5 separate regions of the Homo sapiens genome follow, and all the other regions are linked to region 3. The links are chromatin loops, found by intact Hi-C in ENCODE. Cell type or tissue: heart right ventricle. All regions are shown on one strand. Region 1 has its middle 6.0 kb from the start of SPRY1. Region 2 overlaps LOC105377406 (a long non-coding RNA gene). Region 3 overlaps AFG2A (AAA ATPase AFG2A). Region 4 overlaps LINC01091 (long intergenic non-protein coding RNA 1091). Region 5 has its middle 240 kb from the start of LINC02516.

Region 1 (5,000 bases), 290 kb after region 3:
TCCCTAATACTTAGCACAGTACCACACCTAGTACCAATACGCAGTTGTTAGATTGATGGGTGTATGAACCAAAATGATCTTGGAAGCAAGTGAAGTCCATGACTCACTTACCATATAGAGCTGGACAATGAATTGAAAAGTTTTAATTTTTTTCAAATCACAATAGCATCCCTACCTTACTTGCTATTACAAATATTTGATCTCAATTTTCTATAAGTGTAGTATTTGCAATTTTTTCATGGATTAAGGTTTCTTAGTATCTATACATTATCTTCACTGGGGAATTTTTCAGCAATCATTTTGATGGTCTAATTGATTAACTCTTTAATGGAACATAAATACTGCTTGATATCTCTGGGCCACAGCAGCAAATTATAATCAATATTCCATTCCTTGAGTTGGCCAGACATAGCTATAAAATATTAGTGATCTCTTATGCACACTTTTCTCCCTAAAAATGCTTTTTTTCTCCTCTTACTTCTTTCAAAATTGAACAGAAGTGAATGGAAGAGATTGCAATGCCTCTAACTTTTCTGATGAATATAGATTCATCAATTTTATTGTCTTTGGGATCAAGCCCAGATCATCATGTTGGCATTAAGGTCCCTCTGTAATTCGTCCTTAGCTTACTTATCCAATTTTGACAAGAAATCTTCCCTTCCACTCATGTAAGTCTTGTAAATTGACCACAATCACGATGTGCCTACACCTATTTGCACATTCCAGTATTTCCTTGTGCCATGCACTAAGGGTAAGCTGTCTTTTTCTTTTCCTCTTCTACGAATCCTATTTATTTTAGGATAAGTTTCAAGTTCTTCTTCCTATAATGATTAATACTTTATATTTTATAGCAATATATAATTTATGCTATGTGTTAACATAAATATTTCTCTTTGGTCTTAATTCTCCCTACAGCACCCTTTTAACATTTAACATAGCAGATCTTTCATAGCAGATCTTTTTTTTGAGATGGAGTCTCGCTCTATCACCCAGGCTGGAGTGCAGTGGCAGGATCTCAGCTCACTGCAACCTCCACCTCCCGGGTTCAAGTGATTCTCCTTCCTCAGCCTCCTGAGTAGTTGAGCAGTTGGGATTACAGGTGCCCACTACCACGCCCGGCTAATTTTTGTATTTTAGTAGAGATGGGGTTTTGCCATGTTGGTCAGGCTGGTCTTGAACTCCTGACCTCAGGTGATCCACCCACCTCAGCCTCCCAAAGTGCTGGGATTACAGGTGTGAGCCACCGTGCCCGGCCCATAGCAGATCTTTAAACATTTTGAACAGATAACCATCAGCTGCAAAACCTCTTATGACTTTAGAAAAAAATCCAGAGTCTTTATTATGGGCTACAAGGCTCTAAATGATATAGCTGTAGCCTTCCTTTCTGACCTCCTCTTTACCATGTTTCCTCTCCCTAGTTCCACGTGATATTTCCTAGGGCCTTTTCACTGGCCATTTCTCCTGCTGGATTCCTGCTTCCCCACTAGTGGCTCACTCCCTCACCTCATCATGGCTCTGCCCAAATCTCACTTCCTCAGAGAGACCCTTCTTGGCCACCCTCGCTAAAGCAGTCATCACCTCTCAACCCCTATCACTCCAGCCAAGCTTCATTTTCTCATGGCAGTACTTACCATTACTGTCACAAAATATTAGTTTGTTTATTGCCTGTCTCTTCCTCCTACATGTGAACTCTCATAAGGAATGAGGACAGGGGCTTTTTCTGTCTTGTTCATAATGCATTCATCTTCCTTGGCATGATGTAGGTGCTTAGTAAATATTTATTAAACAAATGCATAAATTATTGAGAGTATGAATTAAAAAACTGAATTAGGTTTGATCTCCAAACCTAATTCTGTGTAGTGTAGCCACTTCACAGGTGACCATTTGGGATTCGGGAGGGAAAGAGATTTGTGAAAGTAACATAGCCAGTGAAGGAAACAAGCCAAAGTAGAAGACATTCCTGTTATTCTCAGCTGCTTACAATTTCCCCTGTTACTCACTGTCCTCTTTCTTTTGTGTCTTCCTCTAGGAGGCTGGTTGTCTTATTTAATATATGTAAAAATGTAAATTGATGCTTTGTTTTTCTTCCCAGACTTTAACTCAGCCTGAGCACTCATCTTACTCCATACACATGGCTTCTATTGATTTATGTGTTAGAAAAATCCAAATCCATTTTGAAAAGGGAGACATTTTCCAATATTGAGATTATTTACCATATATACAATATCCCATATACAATATTGATATACAATATTGAGATATTTCGAGAGAATGTGATGTAAGCCCAGATGATATTAACAATACAAGGAATATTTACAAGGACTCGTATTGTAAATATATATTTACAATTACACAATATACATACAATTATACAATATGAATATAAAGAGAGATTTGTACAGTTGTAGTATTATTGGAATAAGTACCTTTTCTAAGTAACTACTTCAAGAGGGCAAACACCTTTATCGATATATTAATTCTTATATATTAGCTAAAACTCAATGTCCCCACTACTTTATCTTCTCCATCAATACTGTAACTTCCTATAGACAGATAAAGCCTTTTCATGTCTTTAGATTCCTCAAAAAGTAGCCAATATATATTATGAATTTTTTTGCAGTTTTATTAAAAGCTTATTCTAAACCATATGGCAGTATTGCAAAAGAAAAAAGAAACTAATGTAAAGCGGTGATCACTGTGAAAACCCAGTTCCTAGACTCAAGTACATTTTTTGTTTGAAATTTGAAATGACTTATTTTTAACAATAGGTGGCGCTTCACAGGTTTTTTTGTGTGTGAGGTTAAATGCACTGGCTATATGAAATATATCTGTGCTATCAATTTTTTAAGTTAATACAAGAACACTGATTCATATAATACATTGGTAAGTAATGGAAACTATTGCTATTAAACTTACCGTATTTATGGAGCATCAAAACTAACATTCTAAGAGATTATAAAAAAGGCAGCAGTAAATATACCTTTTGAAAATATGTAGGATTCTGTTTTTTTACTTTTCTATTTATTTTCAACTTTTATAAATGTTATTCAATCACTTTTTAAAATATGCATTTGCTTTTTTTACTCAATGATCACAAAGAGTTTACAAATTTTATAGAAGGGATTTTTACTATTTATAATGATCTCTATCTTAACTAGAAGTACAATATTAATGATTGAAAATTCCAGATAAATGATAAGGTGAGCAGGGCTCAGCAGGTGTGTAATCTCAAATTATTAGCAGATAGCTGGTCCAAAATCCCCCTCATGCACACATACAGCAATACTATTATTAAAATCAGAGTTCTCAGGCTCAGAAAAACAAAAGTAAAATAGAATTGCCTCAAAACAGTTATAAGGCAAATAAAATCATTATTTGGGGTGAAGAACCTAGAAAAAGGGGGCCTTAAACATTTCCTCATCATACAATGTGATTGAGGCAATGATAACTAATAATTTGTACAGAACTTTAAAGCTTATAAAGTCCTTGCATATATAATGAGTCATTCAGTAGCACTAGGATTTGGGAAGAGCAAGTATTTTTATTAACTTCAGGTTATTGATGAGAAAGCAGGTTCAGAGAAATTAAGTGAAGGTTACCTAGCTAGAAAGTGGCAAAGTTGGGACTTCATATCATCTGATCCTATATCTGGTACTCTTTTCATAATACCATGCTATTTTCCTAGTTATAATACTGGACATAGGGGCATTATGATTAAATATGACACATAAGCTAAAGTTATAGACCATGATATACAAGGATAATATCGTCAGAACTCAGGTCTTCAATACATGTATCCTATCAATTATTATAGACCACTTGAAATGTTTATATAAATGGAGTTATTAGAAATGTGACAAGAAAATTACAAATCAAGGGAAACTCTAAGTATAAACTTTTTTAAATTTTTTATTTTTTTGAGGCAGAGTCTCGCTCTGCGCCCAGGCTGGAGTGCAGTGGGGCGATCTCGGCTCACCGCAAGCTCCGGCTCCTGGGTTCACGCCATTCTCCTGCCTCAGCCTCCCGAGTAGCTGGGACTACAAGCGCCCGCCACCACGCCCGGCTAATTTTTTTGTATTTTTTTAGTAGAGACCGGGGTTTCACCGTGTTAGCCAGGATGGTCTCGATTTCCTGACCTCGTGATCCGCCCGCCTCAGCCTCCCAAAGTGCTGGGATTACAGACGTGAGCCACCGCACCTGGCAAACATATTTTTAAAAAAACTCTTTTGGGAAGTTTTTTATGTTTTCTTTTCTTTTTCTTTTTTTTTTCTTTTTCTTTTTTTTTTTTTTTTTTTTTTTTTTTTGAGATGGAGTCTTGCTCTGTCGCCTAGACTGGAGTGCAGTGGTGCGATCTCTCCTCACTGCAACCTCTGCCTCACGGGTTCAAACAATTCTCCTGCCTCAGGCTCCAGAGTAGCTGGGATTACAGGCACTTACCACCATGCCCGGCTCATTTTTGTATTTTTAGTAGAGGCAGGGTTTCGCCACGTTGGCCAGGCTGGTCTCGAGCTCCTGACCTCAGGTGATCCACCCGCCTCGGCCTCCCAACTGCTGGGATTACAGGCGTGAGCTACCGTGTCCAGCCTTCTTTTTTCAATATTAGTCATTCTCTGTTCTTAAAGGGTATGGCTATAGTTGTTTCATCAAATCAATATTCTACTTTTTTTTCCGTTCAAATAAAGGATAAACTGTAGCCTTTGACGTAGGTTATTTCAATAGGAAATATTATAGTGAGGAAGCCCTAAGAGATGCTTTTTTTGTTTTGTTTTTGTTTTAATGAGAACACACTTTTATTTTCTTACTGTGCTATCTTTGGGGGACAGTTACAAGTTTAACTTAACGTAGATTCTTACGTGCTTGTCTCTGAAGATTAAGATAGCAGTAGGTAGTTGTGGGAATGAGAGATTGATAAATTTTGTTGACCAGAATCAAAGATGATACCAGGTGATCATTATAAGGGCCATTCCACTTCTTGTTTCAAAATACAAATCAGCGGAAGA
Region 2 (5,000 bases), 1.2 Mb after region 3:
GAAGGAGAAAGAACAATCTTTTCAACAGATGGTTTTAGAACGACGGGCTATCCATATGGAGAAAAATACACTTCAGCTGTTACTTCACAGCCTACACAAAAATTAATTCAAAATAGTTCACGGTACTAAATGTTAATACCCCAAAGTCTAAATCTTCAAAAAGAAAACATAGGAAGAAATATTTATGACAATAGACTAAGCAGATTTTTTAGATCAGACCACCAAAGATCAAGAACCAAAAAAGAAAAATTTTATGATGTGTACTGTACCAAATATATTAATTCATGTTCTTATAAAGATGGTTTTAAGAAAATGGAAAGTTATGATATCAGATAGGGAGAAAGTATTCATTACAAAGAACTTGTATCTGAAATATATATTTTAAAATTCACAATACTTACGTGTGAGCATGTATACACAATACATAATGAACTCCTACAGTTCAATAAAAACACAAGTAGCCCAAATTAAAAAAAAAAAACTATGCAAATGACTTGAAGAAACACTTCACAAAAGAAGGTAAACAAATAGCCAAAATGAAAAGTTATATAGCATCATTAGTCAAAGAACTACAATGAAATCAGTGTAATTTCGTTACATGATGAAATGCCACTAACACATTCTAGAATGGCTAAAAATAAAATAACTGTCAATACCAAGTGTCTGTGAGAATGTGGGGCAACTGGAATTCTAATGCACTGCTGGTGGGGATGAAAAGTGGTACAAGTACTTATATAACACAACCAGGCAGTTTCTAACACAGTTGATGAGCTCTTTCAACAAGACCCAGTGATTCCACTTCTAGGTATTTATCCAAAAGATATGAAAATCTATGTCCAACCAAAATAAATGATCCTGGCATAAATACTCCTAGCACCTTGATTCATAATACCTCAAACTGAAACAGTCCAAATATTAAACAACAGGTGAATGGATAAACCAATTGTGGTATATTTATATAAAGAAATTTTCTTCAGTCATACGTAGGTACTAACTCAACACGATACGACATATATAAATAGCAAAAGAAACCAGTCACAAAAGAGTATGCATCGTATAATTCCATCTATATAAAATTTCAGAACTATAAATCTATTTTGTAAAGGAGCAGGTAGGAACATTCTGGGGTGATAGAAACAGCCCATAACTTTTTACTTGGGTGAATACAATTATTGAAAATGTTTAGATTTTATTGTATGTAAATTATATCTCAATAAGGCTGTAAAATAAAAAATAAAATTAAATAAAAAAATTATTTCCCCAAATTTACACGCGACACCATTACAGAGTTAACTAGTTCTCTGAGATATAGCCCTAAGATGGTTTATTTTTGCTCCCTCATTAATTTTTGTTCTTCACAGATGATATAAAATAATAGAAAAACTTAAAAAAAATTCCTAGCAAGAGGTAATGTAGTTTTGAATTTTATTTCTTTTACAATTATGAACATTCTTATTTCCTTATTTGATGAAAACAATCAATTTTATTATCTCGTAACTGAAATAATTTGATTTCTTTAAAAAGGAACTCATTTTTATAGAGTTCTACAACAGCAAGTTGGATAAATATTTTTAATTTTTGTTTTTAGTTATTAGTATTTTAATTTCTATTTTACTATTAATTTCTATTTTTCTAATTACTATTTTAGTAATTAGAAATTAGCTATGATTATATTATAAATATTTGATGTAGCAAATATTTATAATAATCATCATAACTAATTTCTACTCACTGAGGACACATATATCTATATGCTTACACATGACTTTTTAAAAAAATAAGCAAGTAAAGAAATTTGTGCAATAATAATTATCCAGAAGCCACTTGTGCAGTGCTAGCGCAAGCATTTCGTTTTCATTGGTAGAGTTCTACTGCCCTCTCCTGGTCCCTGCATCTTGCATCAATAGGGACGCAGATGGAATCTGGAGGCACTGCGAGACTCCTTGCAAAAGTACACGGAGACTTAATGCTAGAAGAGTAATAACCTCAAAATTTTCCCCATCAGATGATCTCAATTCAATGATGTATCATATCCACTAAAGGAGAAACCTAAGTCTATATAGAGTTAGAATGAACTTCAACTTTTTAAAATGTGAGGTGACCTCAGACATTAGATACAGTACAACCTCCTTATTTTATTGAAGTCAAATTTGAGGCTCCCAAAATTGAAGTGCCTTTATCCAATTAAATGCAATGAGTCAGTGGTGAATCCAGGAATAAAATATAGCATTTGTGTTTATTCAAATGGAACTAGGCGAAAGTTCACCTCTGCTGAACGCATTATTACAAACAATTCACATTTGTAAAAAACCAGATAGCAGGGAGTAATATGAAAAACAACACATACAAATAAGTTTCTTTCCTTCTCTTATTCCTTTCTTCCTCCTTCTTTCTGCCCTGCTTCCCCTTTCCTCCCTCTTTCTCTCTTTCTTTTCCCTTTCCTTCCTTCCTTTCCTTCCTTCCTTCCCTCCTCTTTCTCTTTTCCTTCCCTTTATTCTTTCTTTCCCTTTCTTTCTCTTTCTTTCTTTTTCTTTCTTCTTTCTTTCTTTCTTTTTCTTTCTTCTTTCTTTCTTTCTTTCCTTCCTTTCTTTCTCTTTCTTCTTTCTTTCTTCTTTCCTTTCTTCCTTTCTTCCTCTGTATATCAGAACACTAATTACTAAAGACACTGGTTATAAGTTATGGTGACAGCATGGAGGAAAGGTAAAATTCCTGGGCTTTGACATTAGATGTGTGTTTTAATGCCATTTCTACCATTGATAAACCATGTGATCATCATGTAATCACACTAATGCCTTAATCAGTAAATTGGAGATGGAAATAATGGCACTATATTATACAGGGCTTGTGAGTATTAAGGCCATAAGTGCTTGGTTTTAATTATTTAAAAAATAAATAGTATGAATAATTATAAGAATAGAATTTGTGCAAGAATTTAGAGTGATTGTGTATGTAATAAGTTCACTCTAACAATGAAAATGGAATGCTAGTACTAGCACTGCAAAAGTTGCTTCTGGATAATTATTACTGCATAGATTTCTTTACTTGCTTATTTTTTGAAGTCATGTGTAAATATATAAGTATATACTAATAAACATAGCGAGTTTAATAAAATATAGGTAGTAGTGCTATCATTCCTCCTACTATGTTGCGATTTCATTTTAAAATATTATACTTATTATTCAATATTTATGTCTGGCCCAACATTTGATATGTAGTGTATTTTATCAAATTTATCCTGAAACCAAAGTAAGATCTATAAAATTTGGAAGTAGTATGATTTAAAGATATTGAGAACTTCATTCTTTTATCCAGCTCAAAACTAGTGATTCCATCATTGATATCTTAGTGGATAAAAGTCCCAGAATATCTTTGGATGAAATACTGAAAATTTCACTTTAATATCAAGTTTTGTTAGGGAGGAGGAACACAAAGCCATTTTATTTTTATTGCTGTATTGTAAACATTAACCAGGTAGCTTAAGGAAAGCAAGGCAGGAAAGGCGGCAATGGCTCTGTTGGAGTGATGGGCAAGCAGCTCAGCTCAGACCTTGGGCTATTAGGTGTGGTCTTTGCCACTGGGCGTCATTGCTTCTAAGCCTTTCAGCCAACAAAGCAAGAAAGATCATGTGTGTATACAAATGTGTTATATTTATATGTAGCTGCTATGGTCTGAATGTTTCCCTCCGCATATTCATATGTTAAATACTAATCACCACAGTGATGGTATTAGAGGGTGGGGCCTTTGGGAGCTGATTAGATTGTGAGAACAGAGCCCTCATGAATGGAATTAATGACCTTGTAAAAGAGGGCCCCGAGAGAGCTGCCTTGCCCCTTTCACCACGTGAGGACATAGTGAGATGTCTGCATCTGGGAAAAGGGCTCTCATCCATAACCTGGCCATACTAGTGCCTTAATCTTAGATTTCCCAGCCTCCCAAACTGTGAGAGAAATTTCCGTTACCTATAAGCCACCCAGTTTATTGTATTTTGTTATAGGCAACTCACATGGACTAAGGCAATGTCCGTCGGTATCTATATTAAGCTAAATATGAGTATATACTGATGTCTCAAACTAATTTATAACCATGTGGATTATCCTAGCCTCCTACCCTTGCTTATCTGTAAATTCCCACTTCAACAGTGAAAAATCTGGCTCTCATGACCTGCTATCCCTTTGGTTAACTGTTCAATTCCAGGAGCATATGTACCAGTATTAGAGCTGTTAACCTATATCTCCACAGAAAAAAGGTTGTCAGCTAGAATGGAGTGCTTATGCCCATTTCCTTCTGCCTTAAATCTTACAGACACCTTTCATTTCCAAAGATACTTAGGTCCACATCTCTTGCTCCTATTCCCTTCAGTCAGATTGTTTCATACATTTATAATATATTCTCTTATCACAGTCTGGATGCCATCTGGGCTCCCCAACCCCCTAAATGATTTGTTTTTTTTTTACTTTGCATACATTAATGTTCAATCTTTGTACTGTAAAGCTCTTTGGGTTTTGATAAATGCATAAAATCATGTATCCAACATCACAGTATTATACAGAATAGTTACACCACCCTAAAAATCTCCTGTTTCACCTCTTCAACCTTCCTCTAGAATCCTTGGCAACCTCTAATCTTTTTTATGTCTCTATTATTTTGCCTTTTCCAGAATGTCAACTATTGGGCAAACAGTATATAATATTTTCAGACATGCTTCTTTCACTTAGCAATGTGAATTTAAGTTTCCTTCATTTTGTTTTGTATTTTGATAGCTCATTTTAAAATCCCCGAATAACATTTTATTCTATGGGGGTATCACAGTTTATTTATCCACTCACCTATTGAATAACATCTTGGTTGCTGACACTCTTCAGTGATTATTAAGAAAGCTGCTATAAACTTTCATCAGCAATGAGTGAGATTTCTGGTTGCCCCATATCCTAGTCAGTATTCGGTATTATCAGTTTTTTAGATATTAGCCCTTCTAATAGTTATGTAGTGGTAATTCAGTG
Region 3 (5,000 bases):
GGCTACAAAGGCTTTAGGCCATAGGAATAGAGGAATTTATTCTTACTAAATTCATCTTATTAGATTTGATTAATCTTCCCAACTTGTCAACTGTGGGATCTTGTTTCTGTCATTCTCTATGTATTTCTTTATTCATTGATAGCAAAGGCACTATATATCTTAAATACCAAGAAGAATTTATATAGCTTTCTTTTTGAAAAATTGTTTAAAGTATCTAGTTCAAGATCCCCAATCTAGGTGAACTTCATGGAACATTTAATTGACATGGAGATAATTAGGGGATGTTCTGAAGAGTTACCAAAGAGAACTCCTAAAGAGAAACTAGATGGTTGAGATTATTTATGGAGGAAGAACAGATGAAAGTAAAATTCTGCTATTAAGAATACTATCTGGGTAAAGAAATGCTTTCTGCTTTCTTTGGTGGAAATAGATAAGAGTGAGCAGACTTATATTCATTCATTGAAATTCAGATAAATTCATAACCAAAGTTTTATTATATATATACTGATAAGGTGAAGAGTTCAACACTAATCTAGTTTGAACTCCATAGATATTTAAAACCAGCTATTTTAATTTCTTTTAGCTTTAAGACAATGCTGAAATATGTACTTAATTTTCTGAATACTTTGCTCTTTATAGTTGCCGTTTCATGAATTTGTGATATTAGACTTATTGTATGAGGAGTTTTGTATTTTTCTTCTTTGAACTTTTTGCTTATAGTGCTTTGGGCACAGACCTTCCCAAACCTTAGTATTTCTGGATGAATTTTTTGAGAGTGCACAACATTGGAAAGGAGCTTTTGCATAATGCCAGCAATGTAGCTGAGGAAATGGGTCTGGAGGAAAATGAGATTTGACACCTGTAACAGAGGATAAATATGATAGGGGCCAGAGTGCCTTATACAGAGTGTGATAGGAAAGCTCAAAACTAACAGAAACAAGCAATGGAAGAGTAAAGGCAGACAGATGGTTGCAGAGATCTTAGTTTCTGATGCTAGCTGTGTTATTAACAGACTGTGTATTATTTGAAATAATTTATCCTCACTGAGCATCTGTTTCTGTACCTGTGAAAAATGTACTAGATAATCTTTGATATATCATTCAAGCTCTACAATTATCTTCTTTTGTGACACAGAGACAGACAAGAATAGAGATTATCAATGTTATATAAAAGGATGTTACTTACCAAACAAGTTTCTGAGGTTTTTGTTTTTTGTTTTCTGTTTTGTTTCTTTTTAGGTACCACCTTCCCAGACTTTCTTGTTACTGTAACGTTTATTTCTTCAAACAGATCATAAAGCAAGCAGATATTATCCAGGTGTGCAAAAGTGATTAACCATGTGATTTTCAGAAAAAAAAAAAAAAAAAGAAAAAGCAATCAATCAGCCTTTAAGGCTGTTGTTGTGTAATAAAAACCTTGCTTGACAGTTGAAGTACACCTTAACTTTTTCATTTAAAATTTATTACTCTTTGAAAAAGGAGAACTTGTTGAGCAGCATATTTTCTTTTTTCACAGATGTCTGATTAGCCTGCAATATTTTGGTTCTATTTAATATACTTTTAACTATTTTTTAATGAATATGAATGTAAAAATAATGTTGAGTTAGAATAGAAATATCTAACTGTATGATTAAAGTTGAATCACTTATAAATTTGAAAAAGCTTCTTGTCTTCTATTGTTAATGCTCCTAGAATCTCATGTTTGAGAACGAATGTTCAGTGTAGCCAAAACCTAAATCTGGGACTATATGTTGAATGTTTTAAAGTCACTAGTAGAAGGGCAATTTGGTGGCTAATTTTAAAGTACATAAAGAGTATTAACAATAATGAAGTGTCATTTTGTTCCTGGCATTCTGTGTGTGTGTGTGTGTGTGTGTGTGTGTGTGTGTGTGTGGTGTCAAAAAAGTATCTGAAGGGGCCTGTAATAGAAAACCTAGTTCCTTTATGATATACACAATCTAGCTTGAAATTTTAATGCATTAAATTCATAAAACATGAAGAGTTTAAGCTTTGCAACACTTAATTGACACATGCGTCAGAATAAGTTTGGAAAAAAATGAACCTTCATACATTTTGACTTCTCTGTTTTCTATTTGATAACTTTGGTATTGCAGTTACTCTTTTTTGACACAAGATGGTGATGTTCACCTGAAATGTTTCCTGAGTACAGGCTCTACTGCGTTTAGAGGCTCCCCCTTATTTATCCAAAGAGCAGCTTAAAGAAATGAATGAAACTGGCTTTGCTTTAAGAGATAATAGTTGAAGAAAAGCAAGAGAGTGTGTCCTCTTTTATAACTGATTTAACAAATAATGATTCAAATTTAAGTGTGGGTTTGTGTGAGTTGAGGACTGGGGAGCGGAGAGCACTGGGAAAAAGGAAAGTTGAACAGTGGAGAATTAGCAGTCATTAGGTATGCAGTATGCATTAAGTCTATGCTATGTGTTTTACATATGATGTCTAGTTAATTTTAGTCAAATATGAGCACTTTACATGTATTTTACACAATACTAGTGCATTCCTTGTTTAATTGTGCAAGTTTAGAAGTACGGTGTGTGTTTGTTCTTTCTTAAAAAAATTATGACGTATCATCAGCCAGTGTAGTAGCTTTATTCATAATTTAAGTGATACTGTTTCATTTTTAAAAATACACAAGTTTCTTACATATAGTTAAATATATATTTAACATAGTATCCGACAATCTCAGTCCTAGGTATTTACCCAAGAAAAATGAATAAATTGTCCAGCAAAGACCTGTTTGTAATGTTTATAGCAACTTTATTTATAACACCTAAACAACCCAAATGTCTACCTACGTGAATGAATAAATAAGTTGCAACATGTCCATACAGTGAAATACTACTCAGTCATGAAAAGGAACAAATTATTGATATATGCAAAGATGGATAAATTTCAAAAGCATTATGCTAAGTAAAAATAGTCAGATATAAAAGACTATACACTATACTGACATTGTGAGGATTGCAGGGACAGAAATCAGTTCGGGGATCTGAGGGAGGAAATTTCACCACAGAGCAGCAATGGGAAACTTTTTGGAATGATGTAGATATTCTATATCTTGGCTGTAGTGGTGATTACAGGACTGCATATACAGGGATACCTCGTTATATTGTGGTTTATTGCACTTTGCAAGTAGTGTATTTTTTATAAATTGAGTATTTGTGGTAACCCTGCAAGTCCATTGGTGCCATTTTTCCAACAGCATATTCTCACTTCACATTTTGGTGATTTTTGTAATATTTCAATCTTCCTCATTATTATTATTATGTTATCTTGATCTGAGATCAGTGATATTTAACATTATTATTGTAATTGTTTTAGGACACCATAAACCACACCCATGTAAGACAGCAAACCTAATAAATAAACGTTTTGTGTTCTGGTTGCTCCAACAGCCAGCCATTTTTCTGTCTCTTTTCCTCTCTTTGGGCCTCCCTACTCCCTGAGACACAACAGTACTGAAATTATGCCAAAGAATAACCCTACAATGATTTCCAGATGTTCAGATTAAAGGTAGAGTCTCACATCTGTCACATTAATCAAATGCTAGAAATGATTAAGTTTCATGAGAATGGCATGTCAAAAGCTGAGAGAGGCCAAAAGCTAGGCCTCTTTCACCAAATGTTTAGCCAAGTTGTAAATGCTAAGGAAAAGTTCTTGAAGGAAATTAAAAGTGCTACTTCAGTGAACACATGAATGATAAGAAAGCAAAACAGCCTTATTACTGATATGGAGAAAGTTTTAGTGATCTGGATAGAAGATCAAACCAACTACAGCATTCTCTTAAGCCAAAGCCTAATCCAGAGCAAAGCCCTAATGCTCTTCAATTCTGTGAAGGCGGAGAAAGGTCAGGAAGCTGCAGAAGAAAAGTTGGCAGCTAGCAGAACTTGGGTCATTAAGTTTAAGGAAAGAAGCTATCTGCATAACATAAAAATGTAAAGTGAAGCAGCAAGTGCTGATGTAGAAGCCGTAGCCAGTTATACAGAAAATCTAGCTAAGATAATTAATGAAGGTGGTTAACTAAACAACAGATTTTTAATGTAGCAAAAACAGCCTTATATTAGAAGAAGATGGTAATCTAGGACTTTCATAGCTAGAGAAGAGAAATTAATGCCTGGCTTCACGCTTCAAAGGATAGGGTGACTCTGTTGTTAGGGGCTAATGCAGCTGGTGACTACGTGGAAGCCAGTGCTCATTTACCATTCTGAAAATCCTAGGGTTCTGAACAGTTATGTTAAGTCTACTCTGCCTGTGCTCGATCAATGGAAAAACAAAGCCTGGTTGACAGCACATCTGTTTACGGCACAGTTTTCTCAATATTTGAAGCTCACTGTCGATACCTATTGCTGAGGAAAAAAAAAGATTCCTTTTGAGATGTTACTGTTCATTGACAATGCACATGGTTACTCAAGGCTCTGATGGAAATGCACAAGGAGAATTAATGTTTTTGTGTCTGCTAAAACAGTATCTATTCTGCAGCCTATGGATGAAGGAGTAATATTGACTTTCAAGTCTTATGATATAAGAAATACGTTTCTTAAGGCTATTGCTGCTGTAATAGTAGATATGGGCAAAGTAAACCTCCTTGAAAGGAGTCACCATTCTAGATGCCATGAAGATCATTCATGATTTATGGGAGGAGGTGAAAATACGTCAACTTTAACAGGAGTCTAGAAGAAGTTGATTCCAGCCCTCAGGGATAATTTTGAGGGCTTCAAGACATCAGTGGAGGAAGTAACTACAGATAAGGTAGATACAGCAAAAGAGCTAGAATTAGAAGTGGAGTGTGAAGTTGGGACTGAATTGCTGCAATCTCATGAACAAATTAGAATGGATGAGGAGTTATTTCTTATGGCTGAGCAAATAAAGTGATTTCTTGAGATGGAATCTACTGGTGAAGATGCTGTGAATATTGTTGAAATGGTAACTGAGGATTTAGTATATCGTGTAAGTTTAGTTGTTAAAACAGCAGGGTTTGAGAG
Region 4 (5,000 bases), 560 kb after region 3:
ATGAACTGATGTAAAGTGAAGAATATCCTGGGGAAATAAAAGGAAGACCTCTATTGAAAAGAAGAGCCAAGAACATTAGAGTAACTAAGAATGAACCAATAAATGTGGGATGCTCCTGAGATGCTGGGGGCATATGATCGAAAGGCAGTTGTGATAGAAGCTGAGCAAGTGACGGCAAGGCCAAGGCAGAGGACCCAACAGTTCCAGGGAGTGGATTGAGAACTCAATCTGCAGCAGTAAGTGAACATAGAAGAAACCAGTGAAGATAGATGCCCCCAAGGGTCAGGGTTAGGAGAGTTGCTTGTGATAAGAAATGATATTAACCCAGAGAGGGCTTGGAGGAGGCTGATGCTCAACCCTCAAAAAGCCAAGTAACAGGACATTATATCCTTCTAACTCCACTCATCATTTCAGGATACAGTTTTTATCTTAAAAGTCCTTTTTTATTGTAGTAAAAATAGTGGTCCACTTGGAAAAACTATGCATTCAGCTCCCAGTAGATGCTCTGGGTATGATGAATGGCCAGAAGGAAGAAAGGGGAAAGGTCAGGGGCATGGTCTTTGGGAGAGAAAACCACCCCCTTTTGTCATCAGATAGCTACTGGAACTTTGCAGGGGAAGGATTATCTGGGATGTAAGTCAGAGGTTGTGTATCAGAGATGGAAACCTCCAGGTCCAGAGTTCAGAGGACAGAATTGTGGGAAGATAACAGGGTGTGTACATGACATTTGGAGAGGATAGGCATGAAAGAACCTGATAGAGATAATCCACAGTGGAAGGGCTGCAGTACCTCCAGAGCAAGTGTGGACTATAAACAGAAAACAGGAAGAGGAGCCTGGGGAAAACAGAATCCAGAAAGCACACTGGAGAAAAGAAAACTCAATATAAAACTTAATGCCTGGAAGAGAACTAAAGACTCATCAGAAACTTCTTGAAAGGACACCTCAGGAAGATGCCAGCTGAGGTGGTGGCTGAGGAGGCATCCAGTTGCTCTGCCACTCTTTTGACCTGAAGTGAAATAGAAGGTCTGGGGTTATGCAGGTAAAGATCGCTTACACATCCTGGAATCTCAGAGTATCAGCCTAGACCTGGGGAAAGAGGGAGGTGAGACTAGGTCAGAATTCTAAGAAGTGAAGCCTCTTTGGGATACAAAATAAAAGTAGTACAAGGGAGCCCCTTGTGGAACTTTTTAAATACCCAAGACTGTTGACAAGTTGGGACAATTCTGTGACAGATCTCATAAGATAGAAAGTTTATGTTTACATTTAGCAAACTTGATGTGTTGGACTGTGGCTGGGGTGAAGGAGGGGATGACACTGGGAAGACCAGGAAGAGATGAAAGGCCATAACTCAAAAGGTATAAGTTCAGGAAGAGGAATTTTCCCCTTACTGGTCGTGAAAGGATCATGTAAATGACCCCAGGCTTAGTGAAGTGGGAGCACCATAAGATAAGTCTCTTCTGTGGTGTTCTGGTCTTGACAACAAAAGTATTTTAAATAAATTGGTTAAAGAGCATAAGAAATTGTGTAAGCATTAAGGAAAAAGTATAACTAGCTTCTATTTAGCTTCATATAAGGATATAACATAAAATATTTTCCAAAAACTAGTACAAAATACATTGAAGTACTATTTGAATATCATTGGTGTTTTCCAGTGGAAAAAGAAATTTATATTGAAAATGCCAACTTTACAAAATAAAGAAGTGTTTAGAACTGTTCATCACTACAGGTAGGCATGCTCTATCAGATAGTATACCTTGAGCAAGAAGACTTTATGGTGATTTGAATCAACAAAACACCATATCTTGTTCAAAAAAGGTGCTCAATATGTGTTTGAGTGGATAAAATGAGTATATGTTGAGTAAAGAAATTAAAGAATAAATTAAAGACATAGTTGTATATTCCACTTGGGAAGTCTTTCTCCAGGGATGGGTTAGCTGCCCTTCCAGGGGCTCCCATTCTACCATGGGTATCTCCTATCCTATCCTGTCCTGTCCTGTCCTACTTTATGCTATGTTCTCTAATAAACTATAAGCTACTTGAGGTTAGGAACTAGTTCTTATTCTTCATGATAACTGTAGCCCTGACCATAGTGCTCTGCACATGGTAGATATTCAAGAAATAGTTGTATAAATGAATGGCATTTAAGCTTAAGCCAAATGCTAAATTAGCATCATACCTGGGAAATTAAGAGGGGTTAATTTTTTAGGGGTTAATACTTGAATGTTTTTTAGAAAGTCCATTAAGGAGCTATGATAAGAGAGAAGCAGAGGAACAATTCGGACAGTGTTATTATTTTAATTTGACCATATATTTGGAATGGAAAATGGATTGTAATGATTCAGAGCAAAGAATTCCTTTCTTGGAAATGAAAGGCTGGAAAATGAAGCATGGAGACATACTTCTTATTGAAAACACAGCAGGGGAGTGTCCTTCCCCCTAAAATCATTCAGACTGTCAGATTAAACATATATTATTTCTTAAAAAAATATTCCCAGAGGAAATCCAGCATCTATCTCCCCCTACTGGTGTCATATTAAGAGTGATGTCTGACTGTTTTCCCTTGAAATGAGGAATGTTCTAATTAAGATGAACATTTTAATTTGTTATTTGGACAAAAAAAACTTATATAAAACTTAAGCATTCTACAATGGACATTTGTGTTGTAATGAGCTTTAGCAATATTTGAGATATACATTGTTTCATCACACATAAAGAATGGTTAAATATTCTGGCTAGTTCATCTGCCATTAACAGATTTATATGACAATGGATTGTAACTGATTGATACAATGAAAGTTTTATTTACTACAGAAAATTTCAAACATATACAAAATATAAAGAATAATATAATTCTTTACATATACATACATATAATGGGAACTTCCATGTCCCATTATCTAGCTCCAACAAACAAGTCATAACTAATCTTGTTTCATTTATTACTTCCCCAAGGTCTCACATCCAGGTTGTTTTGAAGCAAAGTCCAAGCATTGTATCACTTCATCTGCAAATATTTCAATAAGTACCCAAAAGGTAAGGATGCTTAAAATATCCTCATAATATCATTATTATGCCTAATAGGTTTTTTTTTTTATCAATTATCTAGTCAGTGTTTACGTTTCCACAATTGTTTTAAATTTTGTCATTATTTATTTTATAGCTTGTTAGAAACAGGCTTTTAATAAGAGCTATAGATTATAATTGTTTGATATGTTTCTTAAATCTCATGGAATTGTAAATTCTTCCTCTATCAATTTTTTCTTTTAAAAAATATAATTATTTTTATTTTTAAAATAGATTTAGGGAATATAACTTTTTTCTTGCATTTTTTTTTTTTTGCTAAAACTGCATCATTTGTGTTCTGTGTTGTGTCTTATATAATGTGCCACAATCTGGAATTTGCTGCCTGGATCCCCATGGCATCGTATAAGACATTCATCTGTCCCTTGTATTTCTTGTAAATTGGTAGTTAGATCCAGAGGCTTAAGTTTATTCAGGTTTGATTTTTTTTTTTTTGCAAGAAGCTGTTATGCACTTTCATCACTCAAAGTTTGGCAGCAATTGAAGTTCATCATCTACTCCAGACTCTCTAGAGCAGCATTCGCTAATACAAGTTTCTATGGTGATGGAAGTATTCTATATCTGTTCTATCTAATATGGTAGCCACTAGCCACACATGGCTACTAAGCACTTGAATTGTGGCTAGTGTGGCTGAGAAATTGGCTTTTTATTTAAAAACTTTTAATTACTTTTAATTTAAATAGTCACATGTGGCTAATGATTACCATAGCAGATAATATAGCTCTTGACTCATTAATTCATTAATGGCTAAAAAATAATAATCTTATTTTATAATTTTTTCTTCATTAATTAAAATATTTTTATAAAGAGAAACTTCCTCTTATCAACTGAATTGTTGCCATGAGATTCAGTTCATACAATACAGGCAGAAAAGTAGTTTAATTTTCCCCCATATTTATCAGTTATCAAATAATGAGTTGATTCCCTAGTATTCTCCAAAGGTGACCCAAGGAGATTTTTTTTGTTATGAAGTCATATTTTGTATTTTAATTCATTGTAATTATTCTTATTGATGCTCAAATTGATCTAACCTTGGCCAGAGAGAACCTATTTCTTTTGAGTGCTCTTCATATGATCCTGTGAATATCAGTGTCCTGACTTCATCTACATTGTTCCAGGGTCATCTTATACATGGCCTGTCTCATGTCTAAAATTAGCCATTTGTCCAAGAAGCCCTGATTCCAGTTAGTAGTCTATTTCAAGAACATATCTGGACACTTGGGGTGATCATTGCTATTGGGTTGGTAATTCTTCTAGCTTGATAAAAGCACAACTAGAAATAGATTTTTTTAAAAGATAAACTAGATCATAAATTTATCTTGATACATTCAACTTAAAGTCAGGCAATGGAATTGTCTTTGATTTTAACTTTTTTTTTGTTTTTATGGTGAAAACCTGGAGTTTTAATAACATTAATTTAGTTACCCATTTCCTTTATGCCACAATATATACACAGTAATTTCAGAATAAACAATACCAACAATACCAGCAACAAAATTATTATTGAGAAAGTATAAGATTTTTTTTTTGATTTTGCATAATTTTTGTCCTTAGGGTCCTTCTCATGGATGACATTTTATTGTATTTTAGGTTTATATGAAGTAGTTCATCCTTGTGTGGTTTTGCCACAAACTGGATACACTTTTATATTTCTTTCATTTTATTTTTAGATAAATGAGATATCTTTTTAAGAAATGTAGTTTAATTTTATGATTATGTAAGATATTTATAAATGTGGTTTGAGAGTAAAATCTATAAAACAAAGTATTCAAAGATGTTTAGATTCTCTATCTCCTTAACTCAATTTCCTCACTCCAAGGATTTATTTAAAAACATTTACGATTTAATCCTTCATTTATTGTTATTAGCAAAGATGTGTATATATTTTTATCCTTCTTATATTAACCATAGTATACTA
Region 5 (5,000 bases), 1.2 Mb after region 3:
CTATAACTATAAAAAATATTTTCAAAATTTTGATAAGGATTACATTAAATCTGTGGATTGCTTTGGGTATTATGGGCTTTTTAACAATATTAATTCTTCCAATCCACAAAGATGGGACATCTTTCCATTTATTTATATCTTCTTTAATTTCTTTCATCAATGTTTCATTGTTTTACGTGCATAGATCTTTTATCTCCTCAGTTAAGTTTATTCCCAAGTAGTTCATTTTCTTGATGCTATAAATGAGATTATTTTCTTAAATACAATCCTAATCTTAAATATAAAGATTATATTTTTGCCAGTCTTAAATTGTTTTTCACATCAGTCATTGTTAATATACAGAAATGTAAATGTTTTATGTTTATTTTACATTCTCCAACTTTCCTGAAATGTTTATGAGTTCTAACATTTTTTGATGGATGATTTAGGATTTCAGGATTTTCTATATGTAATGTAATGTCATCTGCAGGCAGAGACAATTCTACTTCTTTTCCAATTTGGATGTGTTTTCTTTCTTTTTTCTGATTATTGTTCTGGCAAGCAGGCTTGATGTTTTCGTTAATTGATTCTCCAGAGCTATGTCAGCAAACTATAGCCTGAGGACCAACTTCTGTGTCTGCCTATTTTTGTAAATAAAGTTTTATGAGAACATAGCCAAGCCCATTTGTTTACATATTATGTTTTCATACGATTACAGCAATGTTGATTAGTGGCCCAAAGTTAAGGTATTTACTATCTCTTCCTTTTTGAAAAAATTATGCCAATTCATACTCTACTGCATGTTGTTTGTACATTTCTTGCCACCTCATTCTGTTTAATATAATGGCAGTGACTTGATTTGTCTCATCCCTTGAGCTGAACTATGTAAAAGAAGCACAGTAGAAACACTTAAAACCTAAAAGATGTGGATTAAGGAGCTGTCAACTTCAAGACAATGTCCTGCAGCCCCCAGTACTTACCTGTTGTCTTTTTCATTACATGGAATAGGTGGATGTCGATACATCTCTATGAGCAGGTGTATTTGTATAAGTTAGTCATCTTCTGAATCTCCTATTACAGAACCAGGCCCATTATCAATCATAAGTGTATATTTTTTGACTGCTTCTTATATCTCTTGCTTTCCTTAGTTTTCTTTGTCATGAGGATATTTGATAGCCACATGCTGTGACAACAAAACAACTGGTTAACATAACAAATCCAGTTAAATGTTTGCTTTTTTATATGATGACTGCTATTGAGTTTTAATTTTTTGGCAGAAAAATTTGATTTTATTTTTACCAAATTAATCTGTCTTTTTTCTTTCCCACTGGCAAAAATAGAATCCTTACTCTAGAGTGAGTAATCTTTACTCAATCTTTACTGAATAACTTTCATTTGACCTATGTGTAATCACAGCAGAAGTGCTTTCTCCAGCTGAACTCTTTATTTAAATGACAGGGGTTACGCAGTATATATATGAAAGAGATGAATATCTTCATGCTCCTGCTGAAAGGAGAGAGTGCTTAGCCTGGACCTTCTTCCCACTGCCTATGGAGACCCCACATGGCCGCCTGTGGAATCCCCAGAACTACGTAGGGCACACTTTTAAATCTACTAGAGCTAAGATTTAAATGAAATTAGTAAATTACTCTCTATTGGGGAGTGGCATGTATTTGTATGGTTTAGTGTCTAGAATTACATGCTAAGAAACACTGGCAGGACTTTATTTTAAAAAATAATAAACTGTTTTCAGCTTTGGAAACTTCAAAAAATATTTAAGCACCATTTATCAGAAAAGTCAAACTATTGTTCATCTTCCCATCACTTACAGATATAATCAAGGCATTACATTTTGCAGTACCGAACTTGTTAAAAAGCCATATTTCTAAAAATCCAAGTAACCATTTTGCATATGAAGAGAATACAAAGTTCTGCTGAATGCTAATGTGACCCAGAAATAGCATTACCCTCTCCACATATTGGTTTGGCACATTCTTTTACCTTTAAGTAGAAACAGCAATCAAAGTGCTTGTAGCCATTTCTGAATCTTCTGTCAAAGTTAAAATTGCTTTGTCAATTTCATAAAATGGAAACATTTTATGAAATATTATTTTATTTCTCCTTGGCCTTATCATCATTCTTATATAATAAATATATTACTTGTCCTAATATAATTTATTTAATAATGTATATGTGCCTATAACCATAAGGCAATTCTTAGCAAGGTGTCTGGTTACAGCATATACTCAATAGGTGATCACATTTGTTGTCCTTGTTTGTAATAACTTTAGAGAGCATCAGAAGACTAGAATATGAAAACAAACGGAGCAATACAATATGCTCTACACAAAAGTAATCCTTTGCCATAAAGAGCACATTTTCGTAGACACAAAAATGGAGGTCTACCCTGCCATCTAGTGGATATATTGGGAAATAAAAAAATTTGTTTTTAAGGTTTCAAAGGAAGTTGCATTACATTTCACCAAAATGTTGCATTTTTCTTGAGCAAATAGCATCTGCTCTCTGTATTGCTTTCAGCATATTCTGTGAAGATTTATGCATGAATGAAATAAGATAATTTTCAGAAATCTTGGAAAAAGTGGGACTTGAGGATTACAGAACAGAAGCTAAAAAATTACAGTGCTTAATGAATGTTTTCACATATGGAACATCACAAAGCGAGAGTGAGAGAGGAAGGAGACAAATTGATGCCCGTATCGAGTTGTTTAAAAGAGGGAACAAATAAAAAAGAAACTACTTAGCAAATTTTTAAAGCTTAAAACCAGTCCCCAGGGTTCAAGGAATTATTCTCTAACACATGGAAAGCTTGGCAAAGACGGAAAATATCTTTTGGAAGAAATTTCAGTGTCTGGAAAGAGAAAGAAAAGGGAAGATGAAGAACATGTGATGAAAGAAAGCACAGCATTTATGAAGAATTCGGCAGCTCTGCAGCTGCTGAGAGCGGTGTCTGGCAGTGGCAGTTTTCCTTAACTTCACCTCAGAGCTGTTGGGTTTTGGTGGGAAAGAAAGCATGTTTAAAGAAAAACTTTCAATAAACTGGATGCAAAAAGTTTGCATTACCTTGTTAAAATGAAATACTATCAAAAGACTAATGTAATACCAAGCAAAGTGAATCTCCGGCCAGTTTGATGTCTCTCATGTTTCTGCTTGAGTATATGCATAAGATGTACGTGCCATAGGCCTTGACTTTAAAATGTTTGTGTGATATTGTATAAAAGATGTAGATGATAAACAAAAGAAATTTACAAATACTATTTGAGCTTTCAGAATGATGTGAGACATATTTCTACTAGCGTCCGTTGAAAATGTTCCAATGTGTTTTGCAAAATAATTTTTTAGGAGGAAAACATTGATTAAGACATAGGCTGAACTGTTAAAATTATTAATAAAACTCATCTGTTTGTTAAAAAATTAACAATAACATGGCATTGATTTTATTCAGGATGTCAAAATGTGTTTTTATGATTATGCATGTTTATAGCTTTGTCACACAAGTGACATGAATTCTCGGCAATTAAAAAGGACTTGAATTTCAAGGCACTTTAGGAAGATGATCTGCTCCTCTAGTAGCTCTGCATTTTATCAAGTTATGGTTCTGGAGTAAAGCACTGCAAATTTCAGACCTCCACCTGAAGAAACGGTAGAACCATTTCTTGTTTGTATTGTTTTACAATATTATTACCATGAGACCACAGTAGGGAACTTTACTTTGCCTACCTACCGAAGTGTTATATGTGGATATACAAATTTAAAGAAGCAGAGAAAGATTCTATTACAAAAGAAAAAAATAGTGCATGGAAAAGAAGACTGCCACATCACCCCTCATTACAGCATACAAAGAGTTATTGTGTGAATGTTCAAACTTAGTAACCTCTGCCAGTTGAGCCGCTGGCCTGTCTCTTGGGCAGTTTTTGATGGGCCTGCTAGAGCTATCCTATCAGAAGGAATGAAGAGATTAACAGGAAGAATAGCAGTTTGATATTTTAAAACTTTTGATAGCCAAGTCCATTGTGCTATTCATTCCCAGCATGTTTAGGACACTTTGCAGAATATCAGATAGGAAAATAGTTCCCCTACAGGAAGAGGGAGATCTAAAAGGTAAGGACCCTTAGTTTGGGAACAATATTCTTGGGCTGGCCAGAGGTGAGGGCAGATTGAATTCTGATCTAGCTCATTAGTGATTAGTGCTAGAGTCTTAGAGGGGAAAAAGGGGAGGTTGATAATAAATAGGAATAAAAAATAAAAGTGGAACTATTCACATTGATTTATGAAATGGAGATAATACTTTTTGAGAGCTAACAGACAGCCCCCCACTTTCTCCTATTTATAGCCTTTTGAAAGGAAGAAAATAAATGGTATTTCATGGAACAGACAAGCTGGAGGAATTGTGGTCTTGCAACAGTACAGTGGGTTCTTTAGATGGTTGTGATGACCTAGATACATTGGGCATGGCTAGAGACTTCCAGCCACCTGAGAACCAGGAAGGCAGGTGGCCTTGTAGAGCAAGCCTAAAGTCTGTGAGAAGAGGGACTCCAGAAACTTCTCTGTGACAACCTCCCATTGTCTTACAATAATGTGGCCCTGGGTGTTATAAACCTGCCATGTCATCTCTTGCCCTTAGAAACAGCTGACTGAACCAGAGGTGGACAACTAACCAATGTTTAGCCAATCGGACTCTCTTTTTCAGAAATTTAGAGTTAGAACCACTTCCAACTTGGACCTAATGCTACAAAAGTCTGGACCTCCAATATATAAACTGGAAAACTGTGCTTGATCCATGTTTTTCCATGTGGACAAAGGAGCAGAGAAAGAGTCTGCAGAGGGACAAAGGAAAACAAATGCAAAAGAGGAGTAGAGATGAGAAATACCTAAAGCTATATCTGAACAGTTTTAAATCATTCGTTCCAGTTCTTTTCTGTGCTCCACCCATATTTCTGCCCTTGGATTTTTATTAGATATCTCTACACTCTTATGATACATTCTTATTTGACTTAAGGAAG

The links. Hi-C counts contacts between places; a loop is a spot of excess contacts. Peaks named below come from ENCODE experiments on the same cell type or tissue, not always from the same donor. Only the 100,000 strongest peaks of a DNase experiment are listed, where the experiment ranks them.
Region 1: it touches region 3 in a loop (2.9-fold over the local background); 27 of 110 quality-filtered maps call a loop at or near these places.
Region 2: a loop joins it to region 3, with 10 times the contacts of the local background. A loop is called at or near these places in 68 of 110 quality-filtered maps.
Region 4: it touches region 3 in a loop (12-fold over the local background); 51 of 110 quality-filtered maps call a loop at or near these places.
Region 5: it touches region 3 in a loop (6-fold over the local background); 25 of 110 quality-filtered maps call a loop at or near these places.

Annotation. Positions count from the first base shown.
Region 1 is chr4:123,388,270-123,393,269 of GRCh38, forward strand. No RefSeq gene overlaps it. Among named protein-coding and RNA genes, the nearest start is that of SPRY1, 6.0 kb to the right of the region's middle. In heart right ventricle, a CTCF peak has its summit at 2,764 (motif pointing right); no DNase peak of the experiment used is centred here; H3K4me3 peaks cover 14 bases; H3K27ac peaks cover 453 bases.
Region 2 is chr4:124,260,529-124,265,528 of GRCh38, forward strand. The region is part of intron 3 of LOC105377406 (a long non-coding RNA gene); the gene reads left to right. Among named protein-coding and RNA genes, the nearest start is that of LINC02516, 300 kb to the right of the region's middle. In heart right ventricle, CTCF peaks have their summits at 1,877 (motif pointing left) and 2,092; a DNase peak (open chromatin) is centred at 1,893.
Region 3 is chr4:123,100,946-123,105,945 of GRCh38, forward strand. All of the region lies in intron 14 of AFG2A (AAA ATPase AFG2A), which reads left to right. Among named protein-coding and RNA genes, the nearest start is that of AFG2A, 180 kb to the left of the region's middle. In heart right ventricle, CTCF peaks have their summits at 2,139 and 2,340; no DNase peak of the experiment used is centred here; H3K27ac peaks cover 1,644 bases.
Region 4 is chr4:123,658,800-123,663,799 of GRCh38, forward strand. LINC01091 (long intergenic non-protein coding RNA 1091) reads left to right here. Exons shown (of 6, transcript NR_027105.3): 3 at 2,954-3,034. Among named protein-coding and RNA genes, the nearest start is that of LINC01091, 11 kb to the left of the region's middle. In heart right ventricle, CTCF peaks have their summits at 1,181 and 2,521 (motif pointing left); no DNase peak of the experiment used is centred here.
Region 5 is chr4:124,320,042-124,325,041 of GRCh38, forward strand. No RefSeq gene overlaps it. Among named protein-coding and RNA genes, the nearest start is that of LINC02516, 240 kb to the right of the region's middle. In heart right ventricle, a CTCF peak has its summit at 2,403 (motif pointing left); no DNase peak of the experiment used is centred here; H3K4me3 peaks cover 566 bases.